Regions from separate parts of the Homo sapiens genome. Here region 1 is linked to region 2. Evidence: chromatin loops called from intact Hi-C (ENCODE). Cell type or tissue: heart right ventricle. All regions are shown on one strand. Each heading gives the region's core, and the rest is flanking DNA. Links, peaks and the distances in the headings are about the cores only. Region 1 overlaps C1QTNF7-AS1 (C1QTNF7 antisense RNA 1). Region 2 overlaps C1QTNF7-AS1 (C1QTNF7 antisense RNA 1).

Region 1 (10,456 bases), core at 1,347-9,346, 140 kb before region 2:
CCCCACCCATGCTCCAGCATCTTCAGGATATTCCGTGGCTCAAGTTAGAGTGATTAATTCATGGGAGGGCAGGTGACTTAAGTGAGTCCACTGAGACTGGACTGTAGGAGTCTACTCAACCCTGGGAGTCCAGGAGTCTTCTCTACTGGGATTGCTGAGCTACTAGGGTGTAGACCTGGAGTTGCTGGTGATACTGTCTCTCGTTACAACATACATACAACAGTCATACCACCTCAGAGACAAGCAGAACTGAGAGATGTGGAGACAGAGTTCAGACCGTATGCTTAGAGCACCTGGATTCAACACAACATGAAGTCAGAAGATCTACCCCCAGACTTTAATTATGTGCATTCAAAAGCACCCTTCCCCATTTTCTTGCTTTGAGGCATTTTGAGTTGGGTGTTCCATTGCTTTCAATTGAAAGAGTGCTAACCGATGGAGTCCCCAGATAGACTGTCTCTTTGGGAGAGTGGGAGGTGGCAGGAACTATGGCTAATTATTTTTTTTTCTGTTTTCATGAGCAAGCTGGCACTGATTAGGTGCCCATCGTCAATTCATTAACCATGAATTCAGTGGAAGATTAGAACGTTATTGGGAGTTTTGATCTATTACTTTAAAAGTTCTTGCACATTGGACTAATAATTCCTTTCCTGAGTGTTCAGGGAAGTCTGGAATAAATTTTCTTTGGGGTTCTTCCCAGCTTGCTTTATTTTCCACTGAGACCAGCTGTAATTCACATGGATTTGCACTGGAGAAAGTTGTATTTTATTTTTAGTATTGTTTGTTCAGATTCTTTACTAAGATTTCTTACCACCTAATCTTGAAGATCTGATCTTTCTGAAATGCAAGGTGGACCATCTCGCTTTTCTTCCTTAATGTTTCATGGGCTCCTCCTCTGCTCACAAAAGGAACTCCCAGCCATAGATCTGTAGGTTTTAGGAAATACACTGATTTCATGGTCAGTTTTTTGCATTAACTTGGCTAGGCTTCAGTCCCTAGTTATTCATCAAACACTCTGGGTTTTGCTGTAAAGACATTTTGTAGATGTGGTTAAATTCAATAATCTGTTGATGGTAAGTAAAGTTTTCCTAGATAATTTAGGTGCCTCAATTCAATCAGTCGAAAGGATTGAAGAGCAGAGCTGTGGCTTTCCTGTGGACCGAAGCATCAGCTCCTTCCTTAGTGTTCCAGCCTACCCTTCCTGGAGGACTCCCCTACAGATTTTAGACTTGTAGCCAGCCCCTACATCTGCATAATCCGAATCCCTGCAATATGCCTCTTAATATATATTTCCTACTCATCTGTTTCTCTGGTTGAATAGTCTTGTATACAGCGGACAAATTCCTCCCTTCCCTGAAATTATAGGCATAATGGTTGTGTAGGATTATGTGGGAGTAGAAGAGAGTCCATAATCTTCATAATATCAAAGGACCTCTCTCACATCACAGACTAATAACCCTGATTTGTGGGATTAATGAAGAAGTCTTTAACACGATGCACAGTTCTCCATAACCTGCCCTGCTGACGGTGTGAGCCTCATTTCCTGCCCCCTGACCTACTCACATTTTATAATCCAGTGTTACCAATGCACCTGTGCCTCTCAAGACAGTTTATGAAAATCTCTAGGGGATCAAGGAAGGCACCCTAGAGATTTCTGGGTGCTCCACACAAGACTTCTCATTTTGGGCTGGGTGAGGTGGCTCACACCTGTAATCCGAGCACTTTGGGAGGCCGAGGTAGGTGGATCACGTGAGGTCAGGAGTTTGAGACCAGCCTGACCAACATGGTGAAACCCTGTCTCTACTAAAAATACAAAATTAGCCGGGTGTGGTGGTGTGCACCTGTAATCCCAGCTACTTGGGAAGCTGAGGCAGGAGAATCGCTTGAACCTGGGAGACGGAGGTTGAAGTGAGACGTGATGGCACCGTTGTACTCCAGCTTGGGCAACAAGAGCAAAATTCCATCTAAAAAAATAAAAAGACTCCTCATTTTCCTACCTCCAATCATCATGCACAGGAGTGAAGAGAAGCCACAGACCTGTCATGGTTTGTGTAGACCCCAACTCACTCCTGCCTCCCACTTACAGCCTCACCAGCATGCCCTGCCTTTAGGCCACTGGGGGCTCTCATCACACCCTTCTCCCCAGTTCATGCTCTTCAAAACTCCCCTGGTCACTGTTCATCCTGTGGACTTTCATCTCCTATGGCTACTTCCTGGCTTATCTCCAACCCCTTCCTGATTTCAGAAGGCCATCCCTACTGCCCCTTAAAACTCAAGGCCGCTCATCAGCAAAGTCCCCTGTATCCTCACCATCCCTCTGAATGTCCTTTACCTTCTTGTCCTGACTGAAGCTTTGCTCTCCCCTGAGGACACCTCCTCTCCTGCACCCCACCAGGTGGAGGCTGTTTTCAACCCTTCATTCCTCATTTCACTGAGCCTGGAGGTGATATGGGTGACCTCCCTGCTCCTCCTTGCTCTTTCCAGACCATCCATCCTCCAGAGGTGAATCTCATGTCCTCTGTCTACACCACTCACTAGTCCTCCTGGATGATGCCATCTACTAATTATACCACCTTCCTCATTTCTTGGAGATTTCAGCTCCTGATCCCCTGTCACTTTCTCCAACATTACTGTCATAACTCTCAGTGATTTCAGTGTCTACTTGGAAGACTCATCACATATCCTGGTCTCACAGTTCCTGAACCTTTTTTCTTCCAACGGTCTTGTCTTCCTCTCCACCACAGCCTCTTACCTACATGATCATATCATTGACCTTGTCATTACCAATAACTACAGCACCTTCACAAATTCAAATTCAAGCTCCCCACTGTCCTGCCACCATTTCTATCCTTTCTGTTCATGTGTATCCCAAATCCCATGACTCCTTGACTTCACTTGCACACTGTACCTTTAATTTGTACCTTATTCATGTTCACCTCTGTCCTTACTCTGCTTAGAGTCTAATTGCTCTCTGAACACATACTTGACTCCTTGGCCCCTCTTTATGTTGTAACTTATTTGGCTAATCCACCATTCTGGCTGGATGGACGGGAGGAAAACACACAAGCATGTCGACTGCTCTCCATCTCAACATATGATGGTTCACCTCAAAATAGTCCTTAATTAATGTTGCATATCAATGATACTACATTCTCATATTTCTTTACATCCAACTCTCCTTTATAACCATTTCATATCTTCTTCTCTATCTTTAAACCTCTGGCACCTCTTCTCTCCTGGTTACTTTCAATGAATGGCTTTATTTCCCATTTTATTGAGAAAAGAGAAGTAATCAGAAGATATACAATCTCCCACCACTGCATAGATATGCCTTTTACATTGCATAATGCTGGTGTGTTTGGCCTTTCCTCTTCAGTAAGAATGAATGGTTAGTGCCTCCGTCCAAGGTCAACCTTGCACCTGTGCCCTGGATACCATCTTCTCTCCTCTTCTCCCTTACTTCATGACATCACTAGAGCAGTTCTCCTCTCTGTCCTGCATACATTTCCTTCTCTTTGAAGGATAATGTATATATCTGTATATCTATATATATGTAATATATACAGATATAGTAATCTAGTCGTGTATGTAAAATTAGATATGTAAATTAAATATATGCAGTGATATATATTACTGTTTATAGCATAGATATTACTGTATATACTACCACTTCTCTTTTCAGACACTACCTTATTTCACTGTTCCCTTTCATCTCAAAGTCCTTGAATAAAGGATTTCTATTCACTCTCTACAATTGCATTCCTCTCATTCTTTCTGAAAGCCACCCCATCAGGCTTCTGTCCCACTAGTCACTGGAATCCCCCTTGCTTCTCCCTCTTTCTTCTCTTGTCCTTCAGAAACCACTGTCTCTTGGTTTTCCTCTTGCCCCTCAGACTCCTCATTGCCCTTTTTTCCAGATCCTCTTTCTCTTCTGAATCTGGCAAATATTGGAAGCCTAGGTTCAATCTTGGAATACCTTTACTTCTCCACCTGCACTCTCCCTTGGTGATCTTGTCTAGCCACATGGCTTGTAATGTCTATTTCTAGCCCAGACCTCCCTCCTGAATGCCACACTCACATTCAGCTACCTGCTAGACACCTCCACATGCATGTCTGATTGGCTTCATGAACCCAGCTCATCCAGCACCTTCTCTTGCTCTCTCTCAACCTGTCCCCCACACACTTCCTCGTCTCAATAATTGGTAGCAAATTCTTTCGGATGCTCAGGCCAAATAACTTGGAGTCCCCTTTGATTCTCCTTTTCCTGCAAATTGTACATTAACAAATCCTTTGGTTTCCCATAAACATCACCTCAAGTGTCTCAGCATTTCTCCCCATACCTACTGCTGCCACCTTCCTTCCTTTCAACGCTGTCTTCTGCCTGAATGATTGAAACAGTCGCTATCTGGTTTTCCTGCTCCTGCCCTTGTAGAAGCCACTCAGCAGACAGAGCCCTCCTGGTAGGACTCTCTAATGGCTTCCCTTCTTACTCTGAATAAAAGCTAAAGGCTTAGAGTGAGCCAGGAGGCCTTCCGTGGCCTGCCTCTCCCAACCAGTCTACATCATATTCTACTTCTTCAACTCTGGCCACCCTATCTCTGTGCCACTCCTCAAGCCTGCTGTGCATGCTCCTGCCATGGGACATTTTCACACACTGTTCTTCCTGCCTAGAAAGCCTTTCCCTCAGATGTGTGTGGCTATGACTCCACCTATACCCATCTATAGCATCGTCTTGCTCTTCCACCTCTTCCAGATTTATACTCAAATTTCACTTTGCCCATGAAGCCTCTTTTGACCACTCTCTTTAAAATTGCAGACCAAACCATTCCACACCCCCTTTTCTTTGTTTTCTCCATGACTTGTATGGTCATCTAAGGTACACGTGTTTTATGTATTTCTTTTTTTATCATCTGTCTTCCCCATAAAATATAAGCTCCACGAGGGCAGGTATTTTTGTCTGCACTTTTCGTTGCTGAGTGCTGAGCAACCAGAACAGTGTCTGGTGCCTATTAGGGACCTGCATTTGTTGGATGAAAAAATGAAATAAAAGCCATAAATGTTGACAAATAATATTTGGTTGGGACCCATGACCTCTTGTATCTAAGACTTCAATGAGCTAGTTTCTGTACTAGCCTCCTCCATGGTCCCCTCAAAAGCTCCATGCATGAGAGACAAGGCCAGGGAAAGGAACAGTGTGTGCCATCTGGAGCTTTGGCCACAAACTCCTGAGTAGGAGCCCAGAACCCTGTGGAGCCGGGCTGGGATGCGGACATCCTCCCTGCTCTCTGAGGGACAGCACTCTGCCAGGAGAGGCAGGTCCAAGGAAAAGGAAGGAGAATAGACAGCTTTTGGTTTTGGCTTCCAGGTCTGGTTTTTGAGCATAACAGTCTGGTATTTGAGTTTTTCTGGCTGGCGAAACAAAATGCTACAAATAGAACTGTCCTTAGTGAAATTAATTTCATTTTATTATCGTGTTATGATGTGATTTGTCTGTCTTCAAACAGAGTAATCTAATGTAATATATAAGCCGTAATGAAGGTGGTTGTTAAACTTTCGGTGTGTGTCTATTTTATTTTTACCTGTGAATTCTTCACCAAGCGAGCCCGCTCTTGTTGAAATTGCCCAGCCAGGGTACTGAGAACTGGAGTGGGGATAGTATAATCCACCTTGCCTTGCCTGCTGACAGTGCATTTTCCAAATAGCAATCGGAGTGGACTTTCAGATCGGAGTGGACTTTCAGATCTGTCAGTCACTCTTCTGTTGAAAACCCTGCAGTAGCTTCCCACCTCTCCCAGGATAGATCTCAAAGTGTTTTCAAGACCTTAGATGATCCCCCTCCCACTGCCTTCTGACCTCAAGTCTCTGCCTCATGGGATCCTTTCCAGCCACCCTGGCATCTTTGTTGTTCCTGAAACAAACCAAGCACAGTCCATCCTGCCTTCTGTCCTCCTTGTCACTCCTCAGCTGAGAATGCTGTTCTCCCAGAGGCTGATGTGGCTTATATCTCTGCTCCAACATTGGCTTCCCATGGCTCCCAGCCTTATCTGACCCACCTGTCTACACTTTTCTGTCTCTATGTCACTTCCTTTTCTGTGGTCCTTCTGACATGTACGTCTTTGTGTTTTCTTTGTCTGTCACCCCTCAAGTGGACTCTAAGGGGCTAAAGGGAGGGACTTTGTCTGTTTTGATCACAGCTCTGTCCCAAGCACCCACAATAGTGCCAGGTACTTGGTGAGCGCTTAGTTCTGCCTCTCTGTTACTGTGCTGGTCTTGCGGGTAACTAGAATTCCTAAAAAACAAGTCAAAGAGACCAGTACTTATTTACAAGAGCTTGGGAAGACAGACAGAAAAAGAGAGAAAGAGAAGGAGAGAACCAGTGTTCAAGAAATCGCAAGCTCCTAACCCTTGTTCTCACAAGAGAATGCCCTTCTTGGGAGCCCTGAAACACTGGCTGATCCTGGGTCTGTCCAATCCTGCTCTTGCTTCTCCCTGCTATGGTGCTGGTGAGGGCTGATAGGGCAAGGTGGAAGAGAATCCTGCAACCCCACTCCCCGGAGGCCACTACTTGCTCTGGTCTGCCTGCCAGCTGCCTCCCCAAACCAACCCTTATGATTTCAAATAATTAAAGGAAGACAGTCAAAATCGGAAACATTTGGAGATAAGAGCCTGATCTGGCCCAGTAAAGTTTATGCTTACAAAAAGTTTCACAGGCCAAGTATAAAAATGGTCTATGGTTTAGATTAACTCCCTTTCATTTGTCATGTCTTGAACCATTTCTATAACACTGAACAGAAAAGCTCCGGAATTCAGTTTTCTTCCTGCACACACCTCTTTGCTGGTGAGGCTCCAGAACATTCTCTAGACTCAGGGGTCATAGAAAGAGAATATGTGTGGTCAGAGGTCTTCTCAAATAGTATATACCTGGGCCAAGTTATTTTCAAAGCTGAGATGAGCTTAGAGAAGTCATTATAGTTTAGGGTTTAAAATAAAAAAAAAAGCTGTATTTGTGTTTCACTTGAAAGGCAAAATATATGCATGGTGTCATGGGCTGTTTTTAGATGAGATCCTTTGTAAATAAACAATTGCTATCATTTCAATCTGTCAAGGAGGACAGAAGTGAATATATACTTCCTTTCTAGTGCTTACTCTATGACAAGCACTGGCCTGGGAGCTCTCAGCACTCATTTAATCAGCTCACTGTCTTTATCTTAAGCAATGATCCCAGGTTCAACCTCCTAGAGAAAAACATTATCATAGTCATCTCAATTTCCCTACTATCCCCAATTTATTCAAATTCCTACCCATCTTCACTTGCTTCTCACCTGCCTCAGTGGACACAGCTGTGAGTCAGGATCCATGCTTGTTCAAGACCAAGTCCTCCACCTGGGTGGTTGTTTTGATCCATCTCTTTCCTCTCCAAGATTACCTGGTCTAACTACCTTCTCTCATTCTCTGATAGCCTCCATTTCTACCACTGGCTGGTTGCTTTTAACCTACACAAATGTTCAATTTTTGTCCATTCTGAAATAACCTTGACTTGGCTCCCATAGCCACCTCTAACACCATGCATCTCTGTCCTTCCAAGGAAGGTGGACCTGGCAGGTTAAAGGCATGTTTCAAGACTAGCAAGGGGTGAAGAAAGCAAATCAGCCCTTTCCAAAGATACTACAGACGTTGCTACCTGAAAGCATTCAACTGTGCCTAGTATTCTGTGGTTGGGAGTAGGTGGGAATGACTATTTCTGAACAATAACAATTTGAAGGTACAAAGCCTTAGGTAAATTTCCTAAATTTCATTGGTTTCTACAGTGTTCTGGCTAAGGCCAGCTAGGAGTTGGAGATTGGCCATTGCAAGTGAAAGGTGTGTGGGATGAGTATGCACAAGTACCGGACAATGGAGGATATAAATTGTTTTTGTTTTCTGCCTAGTGACTGGTTTTGAGCCTTTATGGAGAGAGTTGTATCAGATACTGAAAGGAATGCTTCCAGGAAAATTTTTCAGGAGGGCATTTCTAGGAAAGGCTTAAGTCTGTTGGTATTAGCGTAACCATTTTGGGGGCCATGTGAATCAACATAGGGAAGTGGCTTTCTCTCTACCTCCCTCTGCCCTGAACCTAGCAACACTCTGGCTGCATGAAAATTATCATTTGGGGGGATTGGGGGAAGATAAGAGATTGCATTTGTCACACAAATATTACCATTGCCAAGAAGGACAACATTAGGGTCCATGGTTTGCATAGTGTCTGCTGCCTTGGAGTTCCTGAGTACATGTGGGTACAGCACAGAGACATCAAGAAAGGCTTAGGTGAAGTTGCTCAGTGAGAGGAGAGGGCATGACGTTGGATTGTTGACATTTGAGTGTCCTTATCAGCATGCTTAGGCTCCTAAGTCTGGAGAAATAAAATGTTTTCTGTAAGAGGGCAGGGATTTTTGTCTGTTTTGATCACCTCCGATTTGGTAAGCACTAATAAGTATTTGTTCAATGAACATGTAATGACTTTGGCGGCACTTGGGCCAGGAAATGTGGTGAGCCTGCCGAGAGCTGGATACTTAGTCCGAACAGCTGGAATCAAGTAGGATCCAGGAAGAATCAACTAAGGTTAGATTAACAGTATGGAAGGGAAACAGTGAAGCAAGAGCAGTGGCTTTTTTTAAGAAAGTCTGGCTGTAAAAATAAGGAGACAAATCAGATGGGAGTTTGAGAAGGGTATGGGATTCATCATGTGTAACAATATGATGCAAACTGTACTACAATAGATAGGAAATACCAAAATAGGCCTGAGTATATCATGCATTGTTTTGAATGGGGCTTCTAATGCATTATCTCAACAATCTACATATTGACCAGGTGAGATGGGTGGGACAGGTATGTTAATTCTTTTTTCCAGGTAAGGAAAGAGAGAGAATAAGGTTAAATGGTAGTTTGCTGAAGGTTGCAGCATTCATTCGTGAACAAGAACCCACGGCTTTGAATTGTGTTCTAGAATTTTTTTTTTTTTGCTTTATCATCTTGCAGAAATGAGTTTTTGGCTAATGAATAGATTTTGGCTATGCAAATCTGTAGGCTCTTTTTTTTGTTTGTGATTTTCCTCTTTTTAATTTTGCAATGGTGACTATGAGGTGACAAGCTTTAAATCTTTGACTGGAAAGGTCACAGTGACATGGGGAGATAATTAAAATGGAAAGAAAACCACATTTGAAACCTGGCTTCACGGGTTAAGATGAGGATAATGTATTGAAACAGCTGAGAGCCTCTGTGAAGGCTTTATTTCACATCACAGCGACACAGAACAAATTGCACAAATTCTGGGAATTATATCCCTTGGAAACAAACACTGAAGTCACTTTTTAAAATGTCACCAAATGGCTCTGTTGACTCTATTTTGTAACAAGTTACAAACAGATGGCACTTTGAAACATACGATGCAGCTTGGAAAATGAAATTGCTTAGACATTTTTGTCTGGTTTGCTAAGATAATGTGATGAAGCCCCAAATGAAAGAATCTTGGCATGCACTGATAGAGAAAGGCTACACACCATTCAGTAGATTTGTTTTAATTTCTCACAATTAAAGAGTTGGTTCTTCAACTGTCAATCCTGTCTGAGTTGGGTTCCATGAAGTTGCGTTCCATTATGCACTTGCTGAATAAAAGGTGCAAAGCAAGGGAGAAGAGAATTACCATTTCCTGAATGTCTAGTTCATGCTAGCCTCTTTATACGGCATATAAACAATTTATATATCTTATTTATTTATAAAGAAATTCTATGGGTAGCTACTATTGCTCTTATTTTAAATATGAAGAACCTGTAGTCCAGAGACGTCCCATACCTAATTAAGTGCACAGCTGGAATTCAGACTTTGATATGTGCACCCAAACTCATGTTTTTCCCATTTTATCTACTTCAGGAAGAATTTTGTTCCTATCTTCCCCTTTTCACTTTTTAAGAAAATATTTCCATGTTCACAATTTTTTTTTTTTTTTGAGATGGAGTCTCACACTGTTGCCCAGGCTTGAGTGCAGTGGCGCCATCTCTGCTCTGCTCACAGCAAGCTCTGCCTCCCAGGTTCACGACATTCTCCTGCCTCAGCCTCCCGAGTAGCTGGGACTACAGGCACCCACCACCATGCCTGGCTAATTTTTTGTATTTTTGGTAGAGACAGGGTTTCACTGTGTTAGCCAGGATTGTCTTGATCTTCTGACCTCGTGATCCACCTCCCTCAGCCTCCCAAAGTGCTGGCATTACAGGTGTGAGCCACCGTGCCTGGCCAATAATTTTTAAATATTAAAAGAGATACAGCTAGTAAATGTTTATGTAATATAGTCCAATTTATATATTAAATTCTATATTTATTGTTTTCAGAAATAGGAATTTATGGCATATTTTGACAAGTATGGTTTGTTGAGTCACTCAAGACCCAACCCAATTCACTTCTCCCTCTACCTTTTTTTCTTTTT
Region 2 (10,456 bases), core at 1,433-9,432:
TGCGCCATTGCACTCCAGCCTGGGTGACAGAGTGAGACTGTTTCCAAAAAAAAAAAAAAAAAAGTTTATAAGAAAAACTATGTCCAATCTGCTAACAGCAGTAGAAGAAAGAGAAGTGACTAATATTTTAATATTCCATTTTTAAATCCAGCTCTTTGTCACACAAAATTTTTAAATTACAGCACAAAGTTGCATGACATTGAAAACACATGTGTTACTCAACTGCATGCATGATGTTAGCGTTTTAGAGAGCTGTTGAGGTGCTATGGGCTTGGAATATCTATTCCTGTCCTGCTGACAGCTCAATGCCTGAGGGAGACTCTCATCTCAGCCTCGCAATCAGCCTTTCCAACACCACTTGCCTTTAACCCTATTGGATCTGAATCATTGAACCTCCACAAAGTTTCTCTGAATTACTAAGATACCATCTCTAATGTGGCACTCCCCAGTAATTTTCACCTAGATTTCATAGGAAGCTATGGTCTTATGAATGAGAGAAGAATGCCACCTTTATTAATACTAATGACTTTGTATAGTGTTTGATGCTTTCCAAAACAGTTTACATCATAGCTACCATGAAGACAGTAAGAATACTAATACTTACACATGATTATCTGAGGCGCAGTATGTTAAATGGCTTTCTCAGTGCACACAGCTCATAGATAGGGTGGCTGAGACTCAAATTCAGGCCTTGTGACTCCAAAGCTTATGTTATTCCTGATACTCCAGTGATTTTCTAGTTGGGTTCCAGGATGCTCCTGATTTGCGCTGAGATGACTCCGCCTCTGTGGAGATAGTTGCTGTAGTCAGAAGTATTTGCCTGTACATTCTCAATGGCCACTGTAACAAAATCAGCTGTTTTTATTAATTTTTAATTTATTAATCTATACATTTTACAAGATTATACACTTCCTTTGAATGAAATGTGTAACACTTCATTTTAGGAAATGATTTTATCTGCTTTCTGGAGTTTAAAACTCAGGAACTCACAGCACTGAAAACATGGAAGGAGAATTAATACGAACTAAAAAATAAATAAATCATAGAATCACAAGCTTTTTCATCTGGGAGAGCTTTCTTGGTCTTTTAGTTCAACCTCTTGATTTTGCTGATATGAAAACTGAAAGCAGTAGAGGGGAGTTTCCCAAACTGCGCTGTGAAAAGAAAAATTGTAATTCAAATAACTCAAGGAAGGGACATTTGCTTTTTAAGGTGGCGGTCTAGCATAGAGGATAGGCCACAGTCTTGGAAGCTAAAAGAGCTTGGGTTCAATTCCACCTTTGTGACCCATATCTCTGTAGCCCTGGGCAAGTTACTCAACTTCGCTGACCTTCAGATTCTTCATATATTAAAATGGGAATGGAAATATTAGTTGTTCTGGCTTAAGGGGGCCATTAAATCATGCACTTGTCATCCCAAATATGTCTGGAACCCCTTGAAAGATAGCTAAAAGCATCACACAGATGGAGATCAAAACTTCAGCTTTATTATTCTTAAGGCTGAATTGAAGAAACATGGTGTGAAACTTTAACCACCTGGGCCCCTAAAATAGTCTCACTGAATTCAATTTCTTTGCTAGTCCCAGGTAAAGCCTAAGAACAACTTGCCTCCCAGGAAGTGGCAAAGGGTTTCCTTGTAAACTTACCCAATTGAGGATCAGGGAGATCTGTGTCCACTTATAAGAGCTATTGCAAGAAGCTATTGCTGAGGGCAAGAAGCTACTACTAAATTCTTCCTCTCAACACCAGCCATTAGTGAAATCTGTCTTCCCTCTTTGGGAAAGAGGACAAGACACTATTCCCCTTTATGGATCTTTATATGAGGTGCTATATGTGAAGTCCTTGGTTGATACCCACTGCAATGTATGTTCTAGATATGAAGATAATACACAGTGTTGGCAGAAGCAAGGCTGTGAACTCAGACTTTTAGTCCATTACTCTTTCCTTTATGACGAAACAAATGGATATATTACACAGGGTTGGTCAGTTTTCAGTAGAGCTACATTTCCAGCCACACTACATTTTCTGTAGCATAAAACCTGGCAGCAACTCAAGGTCCAAGGTAGCTAACATGTACACAGTGCTTCCTTAACTAGTCTGCCAAATATGACCTGGAAATTCAGCAGTAGTGTGTGTGTGTGTGCACACATGTATGTGTATGTGGGTGTGTGTGTGTGTGTGAGAGAGAGAGAGAGAGAGAAAATCTATTGAGAAACAGTATAGCCCAGTAAAATAAGCATAAGAATATGTAGGAGCAATTTTTTAAGCCTCTGTTGTATACAGGGCACTGTGCTGAGAATATTACATACAGTATCTTTAGTCTTCATAATAACACTGCACTATGAGTCTTATCCTTATTTTGCCAATGAAGAAACATTCAGAAATGAGATTTTAAAATTAGATCTCACTTGTTTCAAGGGCTTGCCCCTTTTACCATTGCATGTAATATCTGTAATATCTGCTGCTGTAATATCTCATCTTTTTCTTCTTTGAAGGGGACTGTGTGGAGACAGAATGACTATTCTTTAGGTTTAATAGAAAAACAGCAGCAAACTTAATAGAATGCTCAGGAGGGCAGAGATAGACCCCGGCTGCCAAAAACAACTTTCAGAAAGAGGGGATTCTGGATGGAATAACAGGCAACCCAGAGTTCCCACCGTAGGATGACTTCTGTCGTTTAGATAAAGAGAATCTAGTGCCCTAGACCACAAAGCATCTCCCTACTTAATGACTTAGTGAGGAAAAATAGGGCCAATTAGGAAATTACCTAGAACCAAGTTTTCAAAGGAAAAGACACCAAAACTGCCACTACTGTCAGATTGGCATGGCTCTGCCCAGCAGCAACCAGAGCCCATCTCTGTCTCCATGCTCTCTGATATGGTTTGGCTGTATCTACACCCAAATCTCATTTTGAATTGTAATCTCCATAATCCCCACGTGTCTAGGGAGAGACCTGGTGGGAGGGGATTGGATCACGGGGGCGATATCCTCCATGTTATTCTCATGATAGTGAGTGAGTTCTCAGGAGACCTGATGATTTTATAAGGTGCTCTTTCCACTTTGCTCCTTCCTCTCTTTCTTGCCGCCATGTGAGAAGGTTCAGGCTTTCTTCCCCTTCACCTTCTGCCATGATTGTAAGTTTCCTAAGGCTTCCCCAGCCATGAGGAACTGTGAGTCCATTAAACTTCTTTTGTTAATAGATTTCCCAGTCTCTGGGTAAGCCATCCACTAAGCCATCAGAGCCATGCCAATCTGTCAGGAGTGGCAGTTTTAGTGTCTTTTCTTTTGAAGACTTAGTTCTAGGTAATTTCCTAATTGGCCTTATTTTTCCTCACTAAGTCATTAAATAGGGAGATGCTTTGTGGTCTAGGGCACTAGATTCCCTTTATCTAAATGACAGAAGTCATCCTACAGTGGGAACTCTGTATTTCTTTACAGCAGTGTGAAAATGGACTAATACTCTATCACTGTTTGGCTTTGATGTGGGATTCTTTCTATTGTCAGTGCATTTTCATCTAAGTTTTGTAGTGACTTGCTTTCAAACTAAGCCATCTTAAATAGGGTGCAGACCTTTTCTCCCTTCCAAGCCCCTTTTCCATTCATCCTGGTATAGGCTAGAATTAGACTGTCAGAGCCGTCAGACAGGGAGAGCGTGTCATGGCAGACACAGAGAAAGGGTTTAAGTCTGTGTCCAAATTGAGTCACCAAACATCAAGCAACCTTCTCCTCCTGGCAAGACACATTTCAAACTTCTTTCTTTTAAAAGCAGACTTTTAATAAGCCCTATTAAGAAAGTAACATCTCAGCAGGGCGCTGTGGCTCACACCTGTAATCCCATCACTTTGGGAGGTCAAGGCGGGTGGATCGCAAGGTCAGGAGATCGAGGCCATCCCGGCCAACATGGTGAAACCCTGTCTCTACTAAAAATACAAAAAAAAAAAAAAAAAAAAAAAAAAAAGTAGCTGGGTGTGGTGGCGTGTGCCTGTAATGCCAGCTACTCGAGTGGCTGAGGCAGGAGAATAGCTTGAACCCGGGAGGCATTTGCAGTTTCAGTGAGCCGAGATTGCGCCACTGCACTCCAGCCTGGCGACATAGTAAGACTCCATCTCAAAAAAAAAAAAAAAAAAAAAAAAAAGTAACATCTCCATGCCATGTTGACAAATAGAAGAAGCACTGATACAGCCCAGTTCCTGGGTACCCATAGGTATGAGTGGTCAGTAGGTGTATATACTTTTAAATATATTTCCTAAGAGCCATTAAATGTAAAACCCAAATGACGGCTGCAGCCTCTTCACTCATGAGTGATGCCAAACCACATTCCACAGTCTCTCAGCACCCCTGAAGGGAACAGTGTAAACTCTAGACATCTGGCCAGATGGCTTTCTGTCTTCCATTCCAACTGCCAGTTATTTCCTTTTTTGTCCCAAGACGGCTATGCCCCTGACACACAAGGAAAACAGTTTTATCTAGAACTAGGAGGAGGGATTCCTTTGCCTATTGCTAATTAGGGGCCTATTGGGAACAAATTCAAGTTTTGGGGGGAGGAAAGAGGTTTGAGAAGAAACCACTTTTCCAGCTGTTGTGTGAGGCAGGCCAGGCCATGATATCATCGACAGCATTCTGCTTTTCTGTCTTGTTCTTCCTCTGCACTCCCTCCTCCTGTTCATCATCCCTTTCTTCAGATAATGAGTTACAGGGATAAACAATAACCTTTCAGATATTATATAAAACAAAAAAGTTCTTACTTTATTTTCTTTTAGAGATATGATAGTTCTACTGTTATTTTTTGTTTCTTATGGTCCTCTTCTTCCTCTTATCTTCCAACTTCTTCTTATTGAATATGGCTTATTGAATATGGTTTATTAAATGTCGACTCACCCAAGCTCCAAATCCAAATACAATCCCATTTTCTTGCCTCCATGATAGAAACTGTCAGAGTGAAATAATTGATTTCTCAGCCTTCCTAGTAGCTAGAAAAATAATTTGACACAATTCTGGTCAATGATAAATGAGTTGAAATTTGCTGAATCTACCCTGTCCCCTTCCCTTTTTTTCTACCTTGAATGAAGTTCTGATGTATAGGCCTGAAACCACCATCTTGTCACCATGAGGTGACAGCCATAAGGATAAGACCAAGAAAATCTCAGAAAGTCTAGTTCTAATATCATATCAGATTTAACATTTTTGTTTCTTTTGATGTATAGGCCTGAAACCACCATCTTGTCACCATGAGGTGACAGCCATAAGGATAAGACCAAGAAAATCTCAGAAAGTCTAGTTCTAATATCATATCAGATTTAACATTTTTGTTTCTTTTTTATTTACCTAGCAGTTCATTTATGCACCAAGATTCTTGTCCCCAAGGTTGTAACTTAGCAGATGGAGACAGACATTAAGCAACAGACATGATAAACAACATAATTATACAGAAAAAAATAGATGCAGTAAAAAAAAAAAAAGGTAAAACAAGGTAAAGGGCATGGGAGTGTAAAGGTAGGGGTTAGTTGCAATTGTAAAAAGCATGATCAGGATAGAATATAAGCTATACATGATAGGTACACAGGAGACAGACAGTGGGTGCTCAATAAATACTTGTTGGGTGAATGATGAATAAGTGAATCAACAGCTCAGTCAACTTATAGACTTCTTGTTAGAGAAGAAAAATAGCCTACCTGTGTAATTTACTGTTGGTTAGATTTTCCAAAATTGTAGCAAAAGTACTGCTAACTGATGCACTGAGTTGCATCCTTTTGTAAGTTTTTCAGCAAGTGTCTCGATCTGAGAGTATCTCAATGCCACTCCTACTCCTGAATAAAAGCTAGATTGGTGGAGTTTTTCTTACTCTTCAGCACTTTGGAAAAGGTTGGATCTTTTCTATTATCTGTCGTTTCTGAGGAGATGCCAGTTTCTCCATATGATGCTTGAAGGTCATTCAACTTTCCTGTCTCGTGATTCCAGGATTTTCCTTTTATCCTCAACTATGTAATTTCAATATTACATGATTAGTTGCAAGTTATTTACATTCATCCTACTTAGGAGTATGCTTTTCTGTTTAAATATGAAGATTCTTTTTTTTGAATTTTGGGAAATATCCCAATATTTCTCTCACTGTTGCTCTCCTTAATGTCTCACTTCTCAACATCCGTTACTCCCGTTAGATATCTGTTCATCCTGTCCTTCTCGCCTTTGTATCTCTTAACTTCACATTTCTATTTTCCATCTCCTTATATCTTTTTGTGCTACTGGATATAACTTTCCCATATTTATTCCACAGTTTTGAAATTTTCTTTTTAATTGTCTAGTCTATCGTCTAATGGGTTTTTAATTCACATACCATAATTCTTCAGTTCTAGATTTGTTTGGTTCATTGTCAAATCTACTTGCTTTTTTTAATTAAAAAAAGTAATGTTTTTATCTTATTCTCTTCTTTATCCATTTGGATATTTCCAACATGCTTTACTTATACTAATGTTCTTTTCAGATTACCCTATGACCATGAGTAGTTTCGATATAAATTATCCTATTTACTGAATTTAATGGCTCTTTCTTTTAACAGTTGCTATCTTTGCGTGCTTTGTAAATTTTTTAAACATGAATTCATTATTAATGGGCGTTGTCTTCCATAGGAGTCTTGCTTGTACCCTGGAGTGGAGGAATCTTTAATGGGATGTTTTGATTTGTTCCTCTTCATGGGCATACAAGAAGACACAAATACATAAATCAATTTTTATAACTAAATCTAAATGAAACACCACTCTGGTGTAAATGTATATTAGCACACTCGGAAGAATACAGTGTGTTCTTTTAAGAGTAACTGAAGCAATTGTTAGTAACAACTGCCTTGAGGAATCTGGACCAGAGCGCTGATGAGGAACTGTGCTCTATAGACTAGACATTCTGCCATCAGTGCATCTTGAGAGTGGAGTTTTTGTTATTACTGTTTATGGACAAACATTTTTTAAGAATGTTTGCAAAGCTGTCAAAGAATCTTGTGGATTTGGTAGAAGAACTACAACAAATGTGGGAACTGAGGCTTATGAAAATGTAATCATTAATCATGTCAGCATTTGGATCACTCTAATATAGAAAACTTTCAGAAACTGGGAAACCAGGGGACTCTAATGAGATTTCCAAGGTTGGCTTTTAAAAACTATTTTGTAACCCAATGAATGTGACATATTGACTAATACCCTTATTGCTATTAACAGCCTATATCTGATTAATCAAAAAATTAAAAAAATACATTAACATCAATATTCCTGCTCTTAATACTAATTCTATGACATATAAATAAATAATTTATGTATTTACATAGCACTTGTTTTCAAATGTGCTACACTAAGATTTACATGTCAGCTACATTACATGCTTCATTCATTACTTTAATACTAGCTGTATTTCCTTTGCCAAATTACTCATCTAAGCTGTAACTGGGTTCTCTCATTTGTAAAGCAAGGATATTAATTGTAGCTCTCATTAGGGCAGTTGGAAGATTAAATGAGATAATGTTTATGGAGGCCTAGCACAGCAACCAGACCCCAGAGAGAATAGCTTTTATTATTGTCATTTTCAACATTCCAAGCTGGCTTAATTGTCCAAGGTTTTGCTTCCATATAAATTTCACATCAAACACACAGTCCAAACTTTCAGCAAGCGCCAAGAAAGGAATTTATTTTCTGCAAGAGCCACACCAAAACAAAAAACAAAAAACACATCTTGTTCACTAGGTTATCTCTTGTATCTTTATAAACAGAGATCTAAGGTTTTAATTCTGTTATGGCATGGTGCATGTTCCTAAGTACAGAGAAAACTTCATAAAAAGAGAACCAAAGGGGGAGTTGAAGTTTCCTTGCTCCAGGCCTATACCTGAGAGCACATATCCTCTAAGCATTTAAAAACCTTCTGAAGAATGTGGAAATAGGCAGAGGGGAGATTATTTTTAAGCTTGCTGGTATCTGGGAATGGAGAGTAGCTGTTGCTAATGGCCAATGGGGAGAAATGATGAAAAGATAGAAATGCTAGAACCTTATATTGCCTGCAGTTAGACACTGCATGGATATAGTGGGGGATTTTGAAGAAGGCTCTAGAACACACAGTCTCTACAGAGGAGTGCAGTACAAAGGGCTCTAAGTTTGGACTCAGATGTCCTGGATCTGAAGCTCAGTATCCACTCTGGGTAATCTCTTGTCATGACCAGTTAATAGAAACTCTGAGAATATCAAGTTGTGATCAGCAAAATGGAAACATAGTAACTGTCTAAAAGAGCCATTCTGGGAACAGATTCACTGGGTTAACTTCATTCATTCACTAATTTGTTTATGTATTAACATTACTAACTGCCAATGTATGTAAGGCACTGTGCTAAGTTCTAGGAAAATAGAAAGGAGTCATCTGACTCCATTGCAAATTGGACTTTAAAATTCTAAAAGTGTTATGCTCTTTTAAAAAAATAGTTTCTATTTGTAATTGTAGGATATGAAATATTAAATGGACAATTATTCTGGTTAATGTGATGTTGGTAGATCTGGAGTCCAACCCAACTGGCTTCCTCTTGATTCCAAAGGATGTTCCTGAGTCACTTCCCAGGGATCCTCTGAGTGACATGGAATTGCTCTGAAACCACTGCATCCCAATGCAAGCCACCTTGCTGTATCACTCTATCAAATAGCCCATGTTCTGTACTCCTAAGCAGGATTGTCTTTCACAGAGGTTAAAGAAAGAGAGGGCAAATCCTAGTGGCCTTGGAGTAATGCACATTTTTTTCAGGAGGTTGATGAGAGTATCAGTGAGCAGCTACCCCAGAAAAATCTATTTTGTAGCCTGGCATAGAAAACTGGCCTTGATTTTTAATCTTAGCACAGCACCTGGCATAGAGATGCTCCATACATGATTTGCTGAATAAATGAATAGACTCCCCCATGACAACCTTTCCATCTGGCATGAAGTGGCCTACCATGGTGGCCATGAGCATTGCCTCCAGACCCCCCACCACAGACAGCAGAGTCAGCTGCTGGGCTTTGAAATCCACTGTGGTGTTTGTACCAAGGCTGTGTCTCCCATGGGTAGCTCCTGGCAAGGAAGAGCCTGGTGCAGACACTAAGTAGACTAAGGGATCCCTCTGGGTGAGCAGCTTTTTCTCAAGGACTCCGCGATGGCTTTGCTGAACCCTCTTTTGACTGCATGACAGGCAGTCTGTGATGTTTCCCCTACCCCCAACCTCCTCTCCCTCTCTCCTTCGCTTGAGTCAGATTCTTATCATGTTCTGATGACCTCCTAACCTTCCCAGCTCCCATCATTTTCTCTCTTACACAGGCATTTCTCCAATACAGTCCTTACATGTTTAACCCTGTCTTGTTACCTGTCCCTGGGAGGACCTGGACTGTCACATTTGCCAATCACTTTGTAGGATTAAATTATCTGGCCGTTGATTATGGATTTTAAGAACCAGCCCAGGCAGATAAGCATCTGTGAGGGTGGCCTGGAGTGGGAGGGCCTTGGGGATGAGTCAGCAAGGGAGGGGGTTTCACCCAGGACAGTTGGAGGGGAGTCAGAGTTGAACCTGGAAGAGTAGAAGAAGCACCACATCTCTAAAGAGAAAGAAGCACAAGAACTGATGAATGACCCGGTCAGGCTAGTAGCAAGGAGGGGGAAGCAGACTGCAATCAGATGGGATAAATGAAGTGGGGAGGGCAGTTCAACATGAAGCAGTTCAACATGTGCATAGAAAGGCTTACTTTTTAAGGTTTATGATCAGGGGGCTTTAAAACCTATTTGGCACATAGATTTGGGTACATGGTGGTGGTTGAGGTAAGGGAAACCAAAGGAGCTGGTGGGAGTTTTAAACAAAGAACCAGACTAGGGATCGGCAGCACATGACTCCCTGCCAACCTTGACCTTATCCCTTGACCAGACACATTGACTGAAATGTGGCAAGGACCCAATAGGCTTTTGGACAGGATGATTACCTGGGGATTCTGGCAGATGAGATTCTAGGGATTCTGGCAGATGAGAGGCAACATGCCAAAACAAAAACTCATGACTGGCCACATGTGCTGATATAGTTTGGATGTTTGTCCCTTCCAAATCTCATGTTGAAATTTGATCCCCAGTGTTGGAGGTGCGCCCTTTGCGGGAGGTGTTTGAGTCATGGGGCAGACACTCATGAATAGCTTAGTGACTTTCTCACAGTAATGAGGGAGTTCTTACTCTATTAGTTCACTGATTGTTAAAAACAAGCCTGGCACCCCCTCCCTTCTCTCTTGCTTCCTCTCTTGCCATGTGACACACCTGCTCCCCTTGCCTTCTGCTATAAGTAAAAGCTTCCTGAGGCTGTCACTGGAAACCAAGCAAGTTCTGGAGGCTCTCACTGGAAACCAACCAAGTTCTGGAGCCATGCTTCTTGTACAGCCTGCAGAAACGTGAGGCTAATAAACCTCTTTTTAAAATAAATTACCCAG

Evidence for each region. Hi-C counts contacts between places; a loop is a spot of excess contacts. Peaks named below come from ENCODE experiments on the same cell type or tissue, not always from the same donor. Only the 100,000 strongest peaks of a DNase experiment are listed, where the experiment ranks them.
Region 1: it touches region 2 in a loop (2.6-fold over the local background); 7 of 110 quality-filtered maps call a loop at or near these places.

Annotation. Positions count from the first base shown.
Region 1 is chr4:15,380,948-15,391,403 of GRCh38, reverse strand. The region is part of intron 1 of C1QTNF7-AS1 (C1QTNF7 antisense RNA 1); the gene reads left to right. It also overlaps a transcript of C1QTNF7 not described here. Among named protein-coding and RNA genes, the nearest start is that of C1QTNF7-AS1, 42 kb to the left of the region's middle. In heart right ventricle, for the core only: no CTCF peak of the experiment used is centred there; DNase peaks (open chromatin) are centred at 5,253 and 8,519; H3K27ac peaks cover 3,592 bases.
Region 2 is chr4:15,244,244-15,254,699 of GRCh38, reverse strand. The region is part of intron 2 of C1QTNF7-AS1 (C1QTNF7 antisense RNA 1); the gene reads left to right. Among named protein-coding and RNA genes, the nearest start is that of C1QTNF7-AS1, 180 kb to the left of the region's middle. RefSeq lists an enhancer at 1,096-1,285. In heart right ventricle, for the core only: no CTCF peak of the experiment used is centred there; a DNase peak (open chromatin) is centred at 4,576; H3K27ac peaks cover 2,117 bases.